2 separate regions of the Homo sapiens genome follow, and region 2 is linked to region 1. A link is an interaction called in ENCODE POLR2A ChIA-PET data of the cell type or tissue named here. Cell type or tissue: MCF 10A. All regions are shown on one strand. Each heading gives the region's core, and the rest is flanking DNA. Links, peaks and the distances in the headings are about the cores only. Region 1 overlaps MIR100HG (mir-100-let-7a-2-mir-125b-1 cluster host gene). Region 2 overlaps MIR100HG (mir-100-let-7a-2-mir-125b-1 cluster host gene).

What was found. Peaks named below come from ENCODE experiments on the same cell type or tissue, not always from the same donor. Only the 100,000 strongest peaks of a DNase experiment are listed, where the experiment ranks them.
Region 2: POLR2A ChIA-PET joins it to region 1 with 6 read pairs; 6 of 35 experiments call an interaction of 5 or more read pairs at or near these places.

Annotation. Positions count from the first base shown.
Region 1 is chr11:122,186,568-122,191,955 of GRCh38, reverse strand. All of the region lies in intron 2 of MIR100HG (mir-100-let-7a-2-mir-125b-1 cluster host gene), which reads left to right. Among named protein-coding and RNA genes, the nearest start is that of MIR100, 37 kb to the right of the region's middle. In MCF 10A, for the core only: no CTCF peak of the experiment used is centred there; a DNase peak (open chromatin) is centred at 2,545.
Region 2 is chr11:122,091,463-122,096,850 of GRCh38, reverse strand. It overlaps MIR100HG (mir-100-let-7a-2-mir-125b-1 cluster host gene), which reads left to right. Exons shown (of 5, transcript NR_137179.1): 5 at 5,111-5,388. Among named protein-coding and RNA genes, the nearest start is that of MIR125B1, 5.7 kb to the left of the region's middle. In MCF 10A, for the core only: no CTCF peak of the experiment used is centred there; a DNase peak (open chromatin) is centred at 2,930.

The DNA.
Region 1 (5,388 bases), core at 238-5,237:
TGAAATACTAAAATGTAATTGACACAGTGTGTTCAGGCATGCAGTGTAAATGATCCTTCACTCCACGTGCTCCATCAGTTCTAGACAGCCCTTGGCCATCTTGTGGGAAGAAACCCCTGCTTTGTCTCCCTCGTTCCCACTGATACCAACACTGAGCTGATCATTATAGAGGAGAGTGACGCCAGTGCTTTTCCATGTGGCTGTGAACGTGGCCCTGAAAAGCATCAAAAGAAACATTAGAGATTTGTCACTCACTCTTGCTTAATGATGAATTCAAGGAAGCTGAAAGTGGAGGCCCATCACTCCCAGCTATGGGCTTGAAGTTATGGCCAGTTGGTAGTCCTCTTTCTCCATCCATTACTGCATCCACCTGGACCTAACTGTTCTAAGAGCTACCTTTCTAAAACTTATGTAAGGAAAGAGAGCATGACTCTTTTCTTGGAATATGAAGTCTATGAGATATCAATACAAATTCTACAAAATAAGGAGGTATTCTAAGGTCAAACAAGTTTAAGAAATCCTGAATATGTCCCCACTGGACATTCAAAATGTACATCAGCATAGTTAAGGCTGTAAAATAAAAATAATACAATAAAGTAAAACATTTGCTTTCCCAGTGATTTGACTTTAGAACTGTTTTATTTAGTAATACTCATTAACACCTTGAATACTTCTTGCTTCTAGTTTATAAGAAGATAATGTTCTTACAGAAGTCTCAGTAAATAGTCCTCTTGAAGGCTGAAGTCCATGCTTTAGACTGAAAAAAAGTTGAACGTAGCTTGGATAAATCTTATAACTGAGGAATACATGCTTACCATCCAAAGGTTCTTTTTAATAGCCAATTATTTATTAAATTGGGGGTTTGCCGGGGAGGTGGGAGGTGAAATAAGCAATCAGCATTCGAGCCCATTCCTTATTCAGAAAAAATTTTTTTCTCTTCTATTACTGGCTAGATCTCATGGAAAATCCCTTGAAAATGCTGAAATGAACTTTTCCTCTCCCTCTCTTCTGGCTGTTTGCCTTTTTTTCATAAAGAATGAGTGTAGATTTGATCTGTAACTATTATAGTTTATATTTGATGGGACCCTATGGAAAACTACTAGCCAAGAGAAAGAGTAATCACTAGTAGTTTTAACTGTAATCACAGAGAAATCCTTCCCTGTCCTTCAACCTTTCCATGGCTCTGTAATTGTGAGCCGTATCTTTCATAGGACGTTTCCCATAGGTGCTAAGATCATATTTTCTCTCCATATAGGTTCTCCAAAGTATCTTTTTTTTTCTACCCACAAAAATAGACAGGGAGTCAGGCAATGGGATCAACTCTATTCATCATACATATCATTTTATACCTCTCCAAGGAAGCTTTTCTTGATCAATTTTCTTCTCTAATCACTGCTTCTCCCAGCATTTCTTCTGAATCTATTTAATGCGTAGGATATTATTTTACCTATGGTGTCACAATACTTTGCAACTGATCTTAGTTTATTCATCTGTGTGTTTTCTCTGTCAACTAGAATTTAAAGTTCATTGGAGGCAGGTACAATATATTTAATTTTTTCATACTATCTTCAAAGTCTTACATGCAGTAAGACTTGTACAGAGTTTTATACATAGTGGGCATTTGCTTATTTGAATTAAAAATAATCTACGTGGAATGAATGTCAGGACATCTACTCATCTCCTAGGTTTTCTATCGATATGACTGGAACGTGAACATTGGAGTCCTCCTGACCTGAGCTCAAATCCTAGGCCAAAAACATCAGTAATCTTTGTGCTCTTAATCAAGCTACTCTTCTTCTCTGAGTTTCCATTTTCTCATATCCACAATGGAGATCTTGTATCTACCTTTTCCTAAAAGACTGTATGAGGAATAGTTAGAAGTTTAAGTTCTGATGTCAGACAGTTCTGATTTGAAAGCCCTCTCTGCTACTTGCTACCTCATATTGAAAAAATTGGTTAACCTCTGATGAGCCTCATTTTCCTCATCTGTGAGTTAGGATCCATAATAGGATTTATGTCATGAACTTGTTTGGATTAAATGAAATAATGCAAGGAAAACTTAGAATGGTACCTGATACCTAGCAAGCATTCAATTAATGTTAACTGCTGCTGTTGAAGAGTACCTAGAATACCTGATGCTGGTGGGCTCAAATAAACCATAGTTCTTTCTCCTACTAATTCCCATCTTTAAATCCATTGCCATGGCAGATGCACTTTGCAAATCTGTTGGCTAAATGCGTAACTTTCATTGCAGGAATGGCATTCTGCCTGTTTTGCCTATCTTAAATGGCACAAAATTCTTCTGAAGGAAAAGACTTTCTCAGGAAGATAATCCATATCTGGATTGAAAAGAGCTTATGTTTTTAAAGTGTGGGTTGGAGACATTTTTTAATTGAACGCAGCCATTTTTTATCATGTTGATTTCCTCAGGATATGAATCAGAGAGAAAGAACTGAAGTCTTGTCTCAGGAAGAAAGAGGGCAGGCAGAGGATTTTTCACTGGTAAGGCAACTTGCACACTTGTCCTTTTCATAGTGAGTCATGATCTATGATACATTTCATAGCAATGTCTATGAGTTTCCAATTCTGGAATTAGACATGCCAGCCAAATAAGGGAGGGAGAAGAGAATAGACTTTTAATCCACCTCATTGCCATTCAGAGTTCTAGAAGCGGAGCTTCAAGAAAAGGAGTATTCTAGCACCCACTTTTAGTCTTATCTTTAAACACATTGAGAAAGAGAATTAGCTAATTACTTTCCAAATGCTTCCAGCAGAGCAATTCCACGGGGTTTTTTTTCCCCCAATAACTAGCTCTAGTGTTCCAGAAAAATCAGTCTCCCTAATCTCTTTCCAAATCTTTTTTTTTTTTTTTCCTCTATGACTTGAGGCTAACTTTTCTTTTTCTTTGTTTTCATACTGGCTGACCTAAGCTCTTCTTAAAATGACGCCATGAATTTTTTAAAGTTATTAGGCCTACCTTCCCTAGTTTTTTTTTTTCTAATGAAGGAAACTTAACTCTCTTTAAAAGCTCTCTTATATCCAATTTTTTTACACTTCAAGTCACTTTGGACTGATGTTCTAAGGATGTTTCCCAGCTATTCTAGTAATGAATAAAAAACACCAATGGTTTGTTACCATTGGTCCTTCACATCCATGGATTTCACATCTGGGGATTCAATTAACTCTGGATCAAAAACATTTGGAAAAAAAAAGGATTGTTGTGTCTGTACTGCACACCTACAGATTATTTTCTTGTAATTCCCTAAACAATAAAATATAACAATTATTCACATAGTATTTACATTTTATTAGATATCATATGTAATCTAGAGATGATTTAAAGTATACAGGAGGATGTGCATAGGTTACATGCAAATACTAGACATTTTATATAAAGGACTTGAGCATCTGCAGATTTTGGTATTGGCAGGGGATCCTGGAACCAATTCTTCATGGATGCCACGTGATGACAGTATATGCACTTGGGTATCCCCAGGACTTGGTGCTACTCAGAGTATATTATAGGTGCTTAAAATGGTGACTGAATAAATATGACCTTATATTTCTATAGCTTTTAATGCTTTATGGAAAACTTCAATTTCCTTAAAAAGTCCTGTCTGCAGTTGTCTTATTTTCACCTTTTCCACCACCCAAAATAACCTTACCTTTGGTTATAAAGTCAGTAAGTTTTACAGTGGAGACCAGAACTTGGTCTCCAGTTCCCAGCCACACAAGTTTATTGCCTTAACCTGAACATTTGCTAAAGTGGTGGTGCTAGTGTTTTGAAAAATGTAGACCTCCCAAACTCAACCTTGTACTCATATAATGAAGAGAATAACAAGAGTGCAGACCAGTTCTACTATGTCTTTGTTTTGGGAATATATCTGAACATCATGTTATTTTTAAATTGTAAAATGTGACTTGTTCATACTTAGCTTTTATTCTTCTCTGAGCTTGAGCTCCAATTCTCACTGCCTTTTCTACAAGCTCATCATTTTTTCACATGGTATCTCTACATTGTGTTATGGTATGAAATATTAATAGCCCACAATAGGGCACTTTTAATCTCTTCAACACCAAGATATAGGACATCTTGGTGCCTTGATTAAATAGTGCGTGGTCAGTGTGAGGACCTTGATTCTCCTCCTGGTGAAATTCTTTCTGTCACAAGATTTCTTCAATGTAAAAATCAACAATCATTACTATTCCTTTCATTACTTCACTGGAGTTCGAAGTCAGCCAAAGAAAGATATTAAATAATCAGGGAGACAGGGTCTCTTGCATTGAACTCCTTAAAGGCAGGGACTATGTCAGAAATTTATGCCGAGCGCCGTGACTCACGCCTGTAATCCCAGCACTTTGAGAAGCCAAGGTGGGTGGATTGCTTGAGGTCAGGAGTTCAAGACCAGCCCAACCAACATGGTGAAACCCTGTTTCTACTAAAAAAAAAAAAAAAAAGCCCAGCATGGTGGTGCATGCCTGTAATCCCAGCTACTTAGGAGGCTGAGGCGGGGGAATCGCTTGAACCTGGGAGGCGGAGTTGCAGTGAGCTGAGATTGCACCACTGCCTTCCAGCCTGGGTGACAGAGCAAGACTCTGTCTCAAAAAAAAAAAAAAAGAAAAAAGAAAAGAAAAGAAACTTATGTAGCCCCATCCCCTAATCCAGGGTCTGGCACAGAGCAGGTACTTAATACATTATTAATTACAATTGAATTGACATCTATAAGAAAATTCAAGAAATCTGAGCCTTGTGACTTTGTCCATAATGATGTGGCCTTAGCTAAGACTCTGAGCTTCTGTTTTGTCATCGGTTAAATGGGATCTCTGTCTACCTTTAATGGGAATGTGAGAGTCCTAGGAAATTTGACCTTAAGGAATATTTGTTTTAGACTTCATAGACTAGATGGAGTTCTAGTTTTTAAGTGAATAATTTACAGACTAACGGGCTTTACATGAATAATCAAAGCAAAGGGGCTCTTGGTGACCTACTTGTGAATTAATATTTTTAATTAGTAAGTCATTTTTGACAAATTCACACAACCCTCGATATCTGTTTGTTTGATTTCCTTTAATTCACTTTCCATTATGGTCAACTTTACTATTGAAATGAAATCATCAACTTGAAGATATGTTGAGAAATGGTGTTACAGTCTGGGTTCATAAATCTTAACAGGAAGAACCTGGAGCCAAGCAGCTCAGAGCATTATGAAATCAGTTAATTCAGGCTTCTGGAATATGTGAGCAGTCTACCACTTTCTCATTAATCTGAGGCAGAATGCCCAGAAAGAGTATTTCGCAAAGGTTAGTGCAAAAGAGAAGTCTGTTGAGTCATTGTTGGGTGTTGGATAACAGAGCAAATTTATTGCATTAATCAGTGGAGGAAGTCTG
Region 2 (5,388 bases), core at 227-5,226, 95 kb after region 1:
ATCTCCTCACAGATTTAGTCAAAGTTATTCTTTCAAACTAGAAAGGATCAGGGTGGGGAATCCATGGAAGGTATTGGAAGACTAGTGACTGTATTTAGTACCGGCTTTATATTTTACGATGTTCTTTCTCTTCATTCGCTGTAATGGGGTGTGGAGGGAAACGGTGAGACCGCAGTGAGAATGATGAACGGTTCATTTTTCCTCTTTCTCTCCTTGTACCTGCCAGATTATTTAAGAATTTCAGCTGCCAAATTATACGAATGCCATTTATTTACGTGACTGGTGTTGGTCTGTTGATTAATGTCTAATGTTTTTCTAATTTCAGACTTTAATTTACCGAAAATTCCTAATGAAAAAGGCTCTTAAGCCAGAAACCAATTGCCTCTTATCGGTTATCCCCAACTGTAGATCTTCTATGAGAAAGTGGGGAAGTGAATGTAAAATTTTATTCACTACAAACTGAGTTCTTTGTTCCTTTATTAAGTCAAAATTTCTCCAGGAAAATTTCATATTTTTATGAAACAGCAAGTTTTATGTTCTTTATTGTTAAACTCTCACAACTGATAAAATTATCCCGAAATGACATAACCAAAATGCTTCTCCTCTCATTAGTCTACCATGACTATGATATCTTATGTAAATATGTGACTAACAAAAAAAAAATGAATGGGCCATAAATACTGAGGACCATATTTGCGTGTTTCCAAAGTGAGGGGTTCTGCGTCCTATCAAGGAGATGTAAACTACTGACTACACTACCGATGATGCTGGCTTTTTGCTCCATTGCCTTTTCAAGTCTTCAACGTAAAAGAGCAATCGCAGTTCGGTTTCACATGTATTGTTCTATAATCCAGGCAATAAATGCTAATTAGTAATGCTCAAGGATCCGACCATTCAGAGTAATTATCATAATTTACTTCTTCCTTGTTAAAGACATTCCTTGCTGATTAGAAAAAAAAAAAAAAAATTAAATCGTCGTTTTACCATTGCACTGCAGTGGAAATGCACTAGAGAGATGTTCAAGGTATAGTAACACTGTTGCGGTTGCATTCCAAGTCACCGACCTGTGCCTCTTAGCTTATTACGAATGGAATTGCCACTTAATTTCTAAGAAGAAATTCATTTAAATGCATAAAGTTTGGCATGTAGACCAGGAATATATGATTTTATTTTACAAACCCCAGGGCTCCACCTTCCCGGCCCACCCTCTTTCTAAAACCACTTACTGAGCAGAACAAAGGAAACAGCTAACTATAGAGGCATCATTAAGTGTGAACTGCAACAGCATGATAAAGTATGTGATATGACAACATATTTTATTGCACAAAAGTGCAGATAATTAAATAATTCTATAGTAACCCTGACTAATTAGCCGAAAGATCTTGAAGGAGGAATCAAGAAAATGGATCCAATCACCTTGAATAATATGCTTCGTTCTCCAAGATCACAAATTTATTTTGGTTATTTGATGATTGATTAACTCATATAGAAAGATGAGGACAAAAGCCTGTTTCTCAAAGCAGAGCTTTGATCTGGTGTCCTCTTTAGGACAAATTAATCCTATGTTTTAGAAGTGCTGAATTTAATGTAGGGCTTTCTGTTTTCAGTCAAAGATATAACCTGCCATTCTGTTGAACATTTCTCTATTATCGAGTGATCTAAGAAATTATCAACCCTTAGCTTCTTATATCGCTGCCTCAAAATATAGATGTAGCCTCGTTCACATTTTCTAATGAGTCTCCTGTTTAAGTTTGTTTCTTATTGCTTGAAGCAAATAAATATCATGGGCACAGAAGGAAGAGAATAAATAACCGTGCTGAATATTATGTATGGTGAAACCCTCCCCCCTTCCTTTATCAAGGTAATATTCCTAGTGTTCATTGTTCATTGGTCCTTTAAGAGAGAGCTTTAGCTTTTACTTGAGGGTTGTAAGCACATTAGAGGAATAATTCCCTTTGGATACTATACAGAAGGAGCCACCTGCAAAATGTTGATGCTGTTATTGAAGTCTCAAGTGGAATCAGCTTTCAAAAAATTAGATATTAGATACATCCGATATAATTTGCAATGTGTAATTATACTAATGTGCATATAGTTGTCTGTTGCTTTACATGTTGCCTACTTGAGTTTTTTTCTTTTCTTGTGCATTTCTCATCATTGAAATGGTTCCTGAGTAGAATCTTTTTAAAATAAGCTTATTTTAAAAAAATTCTTTGTTAATTAATATAGGGATACGAGGACTCTACGATCTGTGTTCTTATGCAAGAATAAATATGTGCGACCTAGATGTTGGAAATTAATTATCTCTGAAAGGGTTATCATTGTGGACACTTGCTTAATTTGTAAAATATTTGCTACTCTTGATTGATTTAGTCTTTTTCTGACTTTAGACAACTTGAAGTAATTGAGAATATTAGTTCCTTTGTTGGAATAACAAAATAGAATGCCAGGGAAATGACCTTAGGCAGAGATAATAATTTTAATTTAACCAAAGTAATCAAAACAATAACAATAATCAGCAATTTCTTTTATTGTTTTTCACTGTTTTGCATGGCACATGTTGAATACTGAAACTCTGCCTTAGGTTATTTGTGCACTAACATCAACTTCCCTTTTAACGTCTTGACATGATGTCCAAGGTCTACTGATGGCCCCACTGGAGAGCCTCCTTCCAGGGAACTGATCCCTGAAGATCTACCTATTAAGGAATAGCCCAGTCAGAGCAACAGCGAGTTGGCTGGTCAGCCTGGTAGTTGGCTCAGTAGGTGAAGAGGCTCTTGATGCAAATTTGGAGAATCATTACCATCAGGTCACAGAAGGACCCCGGGCAAGGCAATACAAGGGTCTCGATTTATGCTTATGTGTTTGGGAGACAAAAAGGATTCCAAGGGAGGCTTATATTGAGATACAAGATATGACTCATTGCAATTGAGTAGGCATAGAGCCCAAAGAAAGCTGATTTGTAGAACAGTTGACTCATAGTAGACACCTAGAATATGGTCATTCACATATTTATACTATCTGTTTCTCAAAATTTGTTTTAATGATGGAGTCCCTATTAGAAAGAGACATTTTGCGTGATGTATAGCTACCTAATACCAAAGCAATACAAGGTTTACTTTTCACCTGCTCATGTATTCAAGGATTTGCCATCATTAGATATCCAAATGAGCCATAAAAAATTGTGCAAAATGTTATTCCTTAATACATAATATTTTAATTTATTAAAAAATGAGTTTTACAAATGAGTATCAAAAGCTTAGCACCCCATCATCCCTGTCAATGTTCACAAAATAATAAATTCTAAAATCTTTAAGATGTATATTTAATTACTCATCCAAGATCAGTTATTGCATGCTTAATCAGAAAAATACCTATTAACGTTTAACACTTAGTTACTTTACAGATTAAAAAACATATTATACCTGCCATCTAGGGAGCCAGCATCCTCGGTGTATCAAAAGTGTTTAGGGCAGAAAGCAGTGATGTGTCATAGTGTACCCCTTTTGGTGTGCCTGACTTATTAGACATCTTCATTGTGTAAGCATGATGAAGAGGCTGATGATAAGGTCTTCAGTTAAAGAAACATCTACCTGAGAAGTATATTTTATTCATAACAACTTTTATAAAAAAAGAGAAACATTAATAACAACTCTTCTCAAATACCCTTATCTTTAAAATGCATGGGTTGGATTAGTTGGGCTCTAAATTCTTTTACAGCTTTAAGAATTTTTGAAGGTATTCTAAAGTATGGAGGCATAGGAACAACTCCAGAACCGGTGGATCTGGAGCTCATTTGTTCCAACAGTCGTCCTTCAAAGTTATATTTGATTCCACCTCCACGTTCTGTATTTACTAACATATTTTGCGTTGATGCTAAAACAGTAAGGACTGGAGTTCACTTTCAGGAAGGGGCAGTAGCAGAAAAGAAGAACAGCTGAAGAATGAAAAAAGCTACACAGTGGGAGAAGCAAATTCTTGATCTGAGTTCTAAGCCCATTTCTCTCAATTAACATTAACATAGAAGAAACCCCGACAAGCACCTGCCTTTCTATTTTAAGACTATATTCTTTAGGCCTGCCTTCATTTAATTTCTTGCAGTATGGTTCGTTTTTTTCCATTGGATTAACTCCTTTGAGTTTCACGTTTTTCCTTCCACTTGATTCATTTGAGTCATCTTAATATTCCTCTCAGAAGCCTACAATAGTTACAGTAACACATCATACTTCCCAAATTAAATCTTAACGTGTTCAAAGCCACCTGGAAATTGCCCTACCCCATTTTCTAAAACCACTCAGAATGTGTAATCTCTTCTTGAATTAAGTGAGCCTGCTTTCTCTGGCTTCTAAGTCATTGAATATGCTCCAGGATATGCTTTTCCTTTCTGCATAATCTGTCCCCCCACCTCTTCTACACTTTGAAAACCTTCTTCTTTATTTCTCTCCTTCCCTCCATCCTTCTCGGTTTTTCTCCTTTCCCCCTTCCTCTCTCTTTTTCTTTCTTTTCTTTCTTTCTCTCTTTCTTTCCTTCCTTTCTTTTTCGTTCTTCTTTTTCCTTCTTCCTTCCTTCATTCCTTCCTTCCATCTTTCCGTCTTTCCCTCTTTCTTTTTTTTTTCTTTTTTTCTTTCCATACCATGTTCTGTGCCATGCGCTGGGAATACAAAGACAAATACAAGGAATTGACAACACCTAACAATTCTAGTGACTTCATTCAGCCCTGCATTCCTAAGCAGTTATGTACCCACAGCTATCTTACTTTGTTTTCACTCCTTGGATTTATTTGAATCTGTCCTCAATGTCATGTGTTCTTTTGTTCTTTCCCTATGTGTCCCATTTTAGTAAGTTCCCTGTTGGATAAACCTGAAGCTTTTCTTACACAGCATTTTCTCCCAGAGCCATTAGAGTGGTGTCTCACACACACTCAGGCAATGCCATTGCTGACTGATTCTTTAGCAAGGGGAACAATGTAAAACAACAGCATTTTTCTAGTGATGCAGCATTTCATCTCTAGTGAGACTTAGCATGGTCCCCAAAGTATCATTACATTTATTTATTATTATTAAAGAGTCAATGTGATAACTTTCTGTGACATGTTCTGTTATTTTTTTAGTTGTGTTGATGTTCCTTTCAGCTGGTCCTATAGTACCCCTCCTCAGGAATGTCTCCCCAGTGCAAGGACAAAGACTGAAGAGACTGCTATATTGATGGACTCTCAAGCCAACTATGAAGTTGAAACAAAGAAAGTGATCACCTGAAGACACCTCCTCTGCTAAGAAACACCCCCAAATTGTGCAGCTTCTGCCACTAGAACTCTCAGAACAAGAGACAATCTTTTCAAGAAACAGAAAAACTCAATAATGACATCTAGATTTTCATGAGCCAAGAACT